2 separate regions of the Homo sapiens genome follow, and region 1 is linked to region 2. A link is an interaction called in ENCODE POLR2A ChIA-PET data of the cell type or tissue named here. Cell type or tissue: Panc1. All regions are shown on one strand. Each heading gives the region's core, and the rest is flanking DNA. Links, peaks and the distances in the headings are about the cores only. Region 1 overlaps SYDE2 (synapse defective Rho GTPase homolog 2). Region 2 has its middle 16 kb from the start of SYDE2.

The links. ChIA-PET counts read pairs that join two places held together with the same protein. Peaks named below come from ENCODE experiments on the same cell type or tissue, not always from the same donor. Only the 100,000 strongest peaks of a DNase experiment are listed, where the experiment ranks them.
Region 1: POLR2A ChIA-PET joins it to region 2 with 5 read pairs; 6 of 35 experiments call an interaction of 5 or more read pairs at or near these places.

The regions. Positions count from the first base shown.
Region 1 is chr1:85,160,661-85,165,056 of GRCh38, forward strand. SYDE2 (synapse defective Rho GTPase homolog 2) reads right to left here. Exons shown (of 7, transcript NM_032184.2): 6 at 3,866-4,097. Among named protein-coding and RNA genes, the nearest start is that of MIR4423, 29 kb to the left of the region's middle. In Panc1, for the core only: no CTCF peak of the experiment used is centred there; no DNase peak of the experiment used is centred there.
Region 2 is chr1:85,214,964-85,219,359 of GRCh38, forward strand. No RefSeq gene overlaps it. Among named protein-coding and RNA genes, the nearest start is that of SYDE2, 16 kb to the left of the region's middle. In Panc1, for the core only: no CTCF peak of the experiment used is centred there; no DNase peak of the experiment used is centred there; H3K27ac peaks cover 1,389 bases.

The sequences.
Region 1 (4,396 bases), core at 322-4,321, 54 kb before region 2:
CCCTCATTCTTTGTGCTATTCCTTTTCTTTTTAGTGCTTAACTGTCATGCCTGTTGTTTTCACCAACCAATTACAATATTCTGCTAGCCTTGAGGTTATCTGGTCTGATCTAACCATGTATTTTTGCTTTATGTCTTAAAATTGTCCTATTGTGCCTGCATTTTCAGACATTTGCCTGCAAAATCCAGATTCATTTTGTTGCCAGTCGCTTAGAGTTACTCACCTAAGACCCTACTGAAACATTGTTTCTGTGTATTATCTTGGAAAATATTAAGAAACCAATTAAACTGATATTTTATATCTTTTAGACTAAAAATTTCAATTTCTGAAAAACCAACATCACTGACTTTTTAGACTACTGATGTCAGAGTGGTTTACAACTAAATATACGGTGAAAATGGCTAATTTTAACCTCAAAAGTTCTGGTTTTCCCATCACTGTTGACTACCCACCTTCAGTAGAACAAAATTAAAAATGCAGTCTATAAGGTTGCTGAAAAAGAATTCAAAATGTAATAAGTACTAAGAAACTTAATTTTTCCTTATCTTGTTTTCTACCAGTAGATTTGTTTCTAATTAGTACTTTATTATCCTTTTATCTATAATTACCTTATTTAACCCAAATACTCTGCTAGGACCTGGGAATATAAAGTTAAAAAGAATCCCCAATGTCACCAAACTTAAAATCTTGTAAGAAAGATGAAATAAAAAGAAATAAGAGGAAAACTGATACCTTTTCCAAAAAACTTGCCCCAAATATATTTATCATAGAAAATGTGGTATAGTGGCCAGGTGGTGGCTCACGCCTGTAATCCCAGCACTTTGGGAGGCCAAGGCAGGCAGATCACTTGAAGTCAGGAGTTCGAGATTGGCCTGGCCAATATGGTGAAACCCCATCTCTACTAAAAATACAAAAATTAGCTGGGCGCAGTGGTACACGCCTGTAATCCCAGCCACTCAAGAGGCTGAGGTAGGAGAACTGCTTGAACCTGAGAGGCAAAGGTTTCAGTGAGTCAAGATTGCGCCAGTGCACTCCAACCTGGGCGACACAGTGAGACTCCATCTCAAAAAAAAAAAAAAAAAGAAAGAAAATGTGGTATAGCAAGGATCTAGGAATTATACTCTCTCTAAATTGATTTATCCATCTTTAAAGTGATAGGGGGGCCAGGAGTATTATTTTCAGTATTCTTAAAACAGAAAATGAATATCTAAAAGAAACATTTTTGTGAAAACTCAATACATAAAACAGATAAAAAAGAAGGCTGTTCTGGTCAACGGGAAGTGTGTTTCCATTTTGTTCCCCCATCCCTTGCTGATCTGGCTTCTAAGCTGCTTCCAAAGAACCCTAGAGCTTAGTAGAAGACAATCTAAAAAAGTATTGGCAGGACGACTTTTACCTTCTAATGCTGATACGCTGAAGTTCTAACCAATTACTTTGAAGACAGGATTTTTCAAATATAAATCTCAAAGCAAATTATCTTCTTGCCCAAAAATAAAAAACAAAAAATAACATGAAACAAAACAAAAAGTTTAGAAAATAAAAAATAAGGGGGCGACTCTTTTTAACTCTGGAGTTGGAGAATTTCCAAATGGAAAAATAAGATATGCATATCAAGGAAAGCTAAAACCTTCTATTGAATGCATGGAGATAGGATAGGCATTCACTGAGTTAATATGCTGTGGCCTACTAGTCTTTGCCACATTCTCTATGTCACCATCAACTTTCTCAGGCCAAGTAAATGCACCTCGTCTACTTGATTTCTGCCTTTTCTTGAATTCAACAGCAGGTGATTGACAGGGTAAAACTGTTGTTTCTTCTCAACTTTCTGCCCTGTTTTTTGTCTGAGGTACTACAACTAAAGAAAAATAACAGGTTATAGAAAAAGGAGCAGTTATTTTTAAAACCACCAACACAAATCTTTGGAATAAGGTGCTGTACACTAGGAATAGTTGTTTAAGGCTGTCTTTAGAATACGGTGAATTTGAAATCTGAACCTGCTTTTTCTATAACACAAGATATACATTAAGTTTCTTCTCTCAAACCCAAAACTAAGGTGGCTACTATTACAAAATAATAAAATGACCTTAACCTCTGGCACAGAATAATTAATAATCATAACAAACTCAGGCACTGACAGTAAACTTAATGGTATCTCCAGGGAAGCAAGTTTTCATTTGTGGTAATGACAAGATGGCTTTCTCCCAAATTCTTGGTGTTTATTAGAATTAAAGCTGTTCTAGAAAAAGGAGACACAGTTGACACTCTGAAAGATCCCTTATGTTGGGCATCAAATGCTGAAATTAGCTCAATTACCCTGAGAATCTTGATTCAGGGTTTTAAAATAGTTAAAATAACATTCTAATTCAGTTAAAACATGAATTAGAATAATTTTTAAGCCGGCATTTAAAAGAAAGTAAAAGCTTTAACTTTCCAAATTTTAAAGTTGAATTTTTTTTTTTTTTTTGAGACGGAGTCTCACGCTGTCCCCCAGGCTAGAGTGCACTTCCGCAATCTCGGCTCACTGCAACCTCCGCCTCCCTAGTTCAAGCGATTCTCTTGCCTCAGCCTCCCAAGTAGCTGGGACTACAGGTGCCCGCCACCATGCCCAGCTAAATTTTTGTATTTTTAATGGAGGCGGGGTTTCACTATGTTGGCCAGGCTGGTCTCAAACTCCTGACCTTGTGATCCACCTGCCTCGGTCTCCCAAAGTGCTGGAAAATTTTTATTAACTTAATTTTTAATTCACTTTAAACGATGAAATCAAGCATTCTCTTGTACTTTAATCTATATATATATATATATATATATATATATATATATAACAAAAGAGTAACCAAAGACATTGACTGAGTGCTCACTTTGTGCTAAACATTTTGCTCATTGCCTTAGATGCTTTATCTCAATCTTTACAACAACCCTGAGGCAGGCATGATTTAGAGAGGAGCAAACTGGGAGTTGAAGAGGTTAAAGTTTTTGTCGTAGCCCATCCTGCTGGCAAGTGCCACCATCCAGATCTGAACCCAAACCTGACCCCGGGGCCAAGCACGGTTACTAGTGTGCTCTACACTAAACACCAAAGTACTTCACACTTGGTCCCATGCAGTGTGGGGTGAGAGTAGCAGGGGTTACTAAAATCTAAGAAAATTTTGAAATTTAAATGCAGTGTCCTTTATAGAATGTCAAATTAAACACATATTTCTTTTAACTCTGAAATTACATCAGAGATAATTAGGAAAATATTTGTCAGTCTTTAGTTATTGATTGAAATAAGGATTGGATAAGAAAGATGGAAAGGTCAAGGGTAATTCCCAATTTAAGCTGAGATAATTTGACTAATGACCATGAATGCAGTTAAAGACGTAAAGAAGAATTGATTTAAGGGGAAAAATGAATTCTGCTTTATACCGGTTGAACTAAAAATGAGAAGAGTAAATAAATTAGTGTTTATTGAGTCTCTATTACATGTCAAGAGCTACACTGAGCACATTACATACACAATTTTTAAAAATCCTAATAAAAATCTATAAACATATTATTAAATCCATATGACAAAAGATGATACAAGGCTCTAAGACGTTAAGAAACCAACCCAAGGTCAGATTGCTAATAAGTGGTACAACCAGGATTTAAATCTAGATCTGACCAAGTCTAACATGTGCACATTAATCTACATGCCTACAATGTCATCAGCAAAGGCAGAAAACATTTAAATGAAAAAAATCTAAAGGGCAGGTATCAATTCACAACATTTTGAAAAAGCAAAATCTAGAAGAGTTTCTTCAATCATATATGAGCATATTTAATGATTAGTTAATTCAAATACCCTATCATTGAAAGTGAAAAACATTTCCATAGAATCATTTACCTGGCCAGAGTTGGAGTAAGTAATGAAGAACTTCAATGTGTTTTTTAAAATCCAAAGCACTTGCAAGTTCTTCTGAATCAGTAAAGACTCTGTTGTTATGGGTGGAAGGCTCTTGCCTCTGACTTAATAATACTGGTCCAAAGCACACAGCCAAATTCTGGCACGTCATCTTATTCACTTCATGATAGGAAGCCACCAATTTCAAATGATCCAACAACATCTTTAGGGTTGCCTAAATTAAATTAAATTTCAATTAATATAGTCATAAAGAGGCAAATTCAAGGACACAATTTATAGCAGGAAATACAGATAAGCATCTTGTCACTTTTAAAAGGATTTTTTTTAAAGATTTGCGTATAAATTGGATGTTTGGAACCTAGAACATAGTTTCTAATAGAAACATTATATGGGGCCTAAATTATGTTCCAGCCGGGCACAGTGGCTCATGCCTGTAATCCTAGCACTCTGGGAGGCTGAGGCAGGAGGATCACCTGAGGTCAGGAATTCAAGACCAGCCTGGCCAACATGGTG
Region 2 (4,396 bases), core at 91-4,090:
TATGAATCACAGTTATATTTGGTTCACATATTATAGACAAGGAGAAACGAGAATTCTTTTTCAGATAAAATTTCTTAATAAAAAGCGAACGTACACCCACGAGTCTGGATACTTCTCCCCAGAATGCAGTCATAACAAATGCAGTATAAAATAACTGCAAAGCCGAAAAGCAAACCAGCGTTTTGGGTGTTCTGGTTTTGGGTTTCGAGTGTTACATTTCTAATTATAAAATGTGGACAGAATGCACATGCAGCACCACACCTATTTGAAGACTCTGAAAGTGAATAGTAGAAGGTGGATTGTGGAAGATCAGCATTCAATGGATGACCAAAATCATGATGAGTTTACTTTTTTTTTTCTTTTTCTTCCAGTATCTCTTGACCTGAATGCAATGCAGCCTTAAACCTGGAAGTGGGCACTGGGGCCCAAAAAGGGAGAGCTCCAGGAGAAACCCTCTAGGTTTCTGTTACAGAGCTGGGTAGGAACTCCTAACGCTCAGAGAAAGTACAGAAGTCCTCAGAGTTTTTTCTTCTCTCTGCTGTCTTGGATTCCAACTCTCAAGCAGTCTCGTAGGGGTGATGGTGGGGACCACAATAGGAACCTGCAGGAGCCAACACTCTGTGAGAAGGAAACTTTCTCTCTGAATGGTGGAACTGTGGCCCCAAGAGAGTGGGGCAAGCCCCCATTGCCTTTTTCTCTCTCTCTCCATCCTTCTGCTACTTGGCCCTGTATGCAAGCACAGTTATAGAAGGGTGCAGCAGAGATGGGTAACTAAAGCCTCAGCTTGGTAGCCGAAGAACAAAAACAGGGAGCACCAGGGGACTGGAAAGAACTATAGAAACTGGGGAGATGGATTATGAACTCCTGAACTCATCAGTGAGCTCTGCATACATGAATCTGATTCTAATCAGCACACCAAAGACTTTGAAAACCAAACTAACAAATGTGCCACCATCCAGGGCCCAAAATGGCCACCAGATGACCTATATATGGGACAGATCTGAATAGCACAACAGAGGCTTAAAAAGCTGAGCTGACGTTAGAACCACAGCTCACAGAAAGTGGGTTGAAACTTGCAGCCTTAACCTAACCGGGTCAACTGTCTGCTGAAAAAACAAACCAAAAAAATCAACATTCACTGTAGAATGTAAATAAGACCCAGAGTTTCAGAATATGATATTCAATATGTCCAAGAGACAATCCAGAATTACTTGGAGGTAGTCAGGCATGATGGCTTATGCCTGTAATCCCAGCACTTTGGAAGACTTAAGTGGGAGGATCACTTGAGGTCAGGAGTTCAAGACCAGCCTGGGCACCGTAGCAAGACCTCATCTCTACAAATAATAGTAATTTAAAATTTACTTGGTGTACAAGGAACCAGGAAAATCTTAGCTTGCCTAGGAAATGATAACAGACACTAATACAAACTTAACACAGATGTTGGAATTATCTGACAAAGACTTTAAAACAGCTATTATATAAATGCTTTACCAAACACTTGCAAACACTCTTAAAACAAATGGAAAAATAGAAAGTCTCAGAAAAAAAGAAGATATGAAGAAGAACCAAATGAAAATATTAGAATTGAAAAATACAATGGCCAAAAAAAACCACTTTTACTCAATAGGCTCAAAAAAAAGATGGAGATGACAGAGGAAAGAATCAATGAACTTAAAGATATGTCAATATAAATTTTCCAATCTGGGCCAGGCACAGTGGCTCACATCTGTAATTCCAGCACTTTGGAAGACTGAAGTGGGAGGCTCATTTAAGCTCAGGAGCTTGAGACCATCCTGGGCAACATAATGAGAACTTTGTCAAAAAAAAAAAAAAAAAAAGAATGAGAAAAGAAAGGAAAAGAAAGAGAGAAAGAAAGAAAGACAGAGAAAGAAAAAGAAAAGAAGGAAAGCTTTTAATCTGAAAAACAGAGAAAAAAAATTCCTTTTAGAAAATGAATGCAGTGTTAGGGGCCTGTGAGTTACTAACAAAAAGTATAACTTTCCCAGCCTGGGCAACATGGAAAAACCTCATCTCTAGAAAAATTACAAATATTTGCTAGATATAGTGGTGTATGCCTGTAGTCCCAGCTGTTCAGGAGGCAGGAGGACCACTTGAGCCTGGGAGGTTGAGGCTGCAGTGAGCTGTGATCATACCACTGTACTCCAGCCTGAGTGACAGAATGAGAACCTGTCTCAAAAAACAACAACAGCAACAACAACAAAACAAAAAACAAAGGCTAACTTATGTAATTAGAGTTCCAGAAGGAAAAAGAGTATGGTGCTGGAAAAATATTTGAAGATGTAATGACTGAAAACTTCACAAGTGTAGCAAAAGACATAAACATAGAGATTTTTAAAAATTCAGTGAACTCTGAAGAAAATAAAGCCAAAGAAATCCATGCCCAGAAATTATAATCAACCTCCTAAAAACTAAAGACAAAGAAAAATAATCTTAAAAGCAGCTAGAGAAAAATGATGCATACCTATAAGAGGGACAGTGATTTCAATGACTGCAGATTTGAGCCTTGCAGATCAGAAGGAAATGTTGAAAGAAAAGAGCTAGAAACTCAGAATTATATACCCCCATAGCACTCTTTCAGGAATAAAGTGAAATAAAAATAGTCTCAGAGGAAGGAAAACTAAGATAATTCATTGCCAGTAGACCAGCTCTAAAATAATTTTAAATAAAGTTCTTCAGATAAAAGAGAAATGACACTAGAAATAAATTTGATTGGAGTGTTCAATCTGCAAAAATTTAGTAAAATTATTGATATGTTTCAGCTAGGGTAGTGGCTCACGCCTGTAATTCCAACACTTTGAGAGACAGAGGCAGGTGGATCACTTGAGCCCAGGAGTTTGAGACCAGCGTGGGCAACATGGTGAAACTCTGTCTCTACAAAAAATACAAAACTTAGCTGGGTGTTGTGGCATGTGCCTGTTGCCCCAGTTACTCAGGAGGCTGAGGTGGGAGGATCACTTCAGCCCAGGAGGCAGAGGCTGCAGTGAGCTGTGATCACGCCACTGCACTCCAGCCTGGGCAGCAGAGCAAGATTCTGTCTCAAAAAAAATAAAAAATGAAAATTATTCATATGTTTGGATTTAGGTCCACCCTTTTATTATTTGTTTTCTGTGTGTTCTCTCTGTTATTGTTTCCCATTTTCTCTATTCTTTGGGGTTTTTGAATAATTTTTCATACTCCATTTTGATGTATGGCAATTTGGACTCTATCTCTTTGTATAGTTTTTTTTTTTAATTAGTTCATCTGGGGAATAATATACACACTTAACTTTCCACAGTCCACTTAAAATCAATATTTTACCACTTCAAGTGGAATATAGAAACCTCCCAACATACAGGTCCTCTTGCCCTCCCTGCTTTATAATAGTCTTATCTCTTATATCTACATATGTTGAAACCCCATCAGAGAATGTTAAAATTTTGCTTTATTTTTATTTTTATTTTTTTATTTTTTGAGGTGGAGCTTCTCTCTTGCTGCCCAGGCTGGAGTGCAATGGCACATTCTCAGCTCACTGCAACCTCCACCTCCTGGGTTCAAGTGATTCTCCTGCCTCAGCCTCCCGAGTACCTGGGATTACAGGCGCCCACCATCACCCCAGCTAATTTTTGTATTTTTAGTAGAGATTGGGTTTCACCATGTTGGCCAGGCAGGTCTCGAACTCCTGACTTCAGGTGATCTGCCCGCCTCGGCCTCCCAAAGTGCTGGGATTACAGGCATGAGCCACCGCACCCAGCCTCAAAAGTTTTCCTTTCAACCATCAAATATATTTTGAAGAACTTAAAAGGTAAATACTAGTCTACTATGTTAACCTAAATATTTACCACTTCCATTGCTCCTCCTTCATTTCTTCAATGAAATTATTTGGTAGAATGAAGTGCATGTTTTTCTTCTTAACAAGACTGACCTGGTTAACAACTGCTGAGAGTCTAATCTGCCATCAGCCTAGTCCACACTGAGTCTGTAGAACAGCAACCTTCATCTGGAGGAGCCTAGCACCTTGGTAGCAGGCTGATGGTGCTGGATCCCTTCCAACATGGAGAGAATTTGTTCTCCCTGGACTAGAAACATATTCATAATATAAATTTGCATTTCCTTCCTACAACACATCTGCCAGTACCATCATCTGTGGACTTTACAGAATGCCTTATTCTCTGTCATAACTTTGATTCTGTTCAAGGAGTTCAATAAAAGACAGATAGCATAGGATACGTGCTCAGATTTCATGGTCTTAACACTTATCCCATCACCCAGAAGCAGATAACCTACTAGAAATGGTGGAAAGTACCTGGGTGCAGTGGTGTGCGCCTGTGGTCCCAGCTACTCGGGAGGCTGGGGAGGAAGGATCACTTAAGCCTGGGAGGCAGAGGCTGCAGTGAGC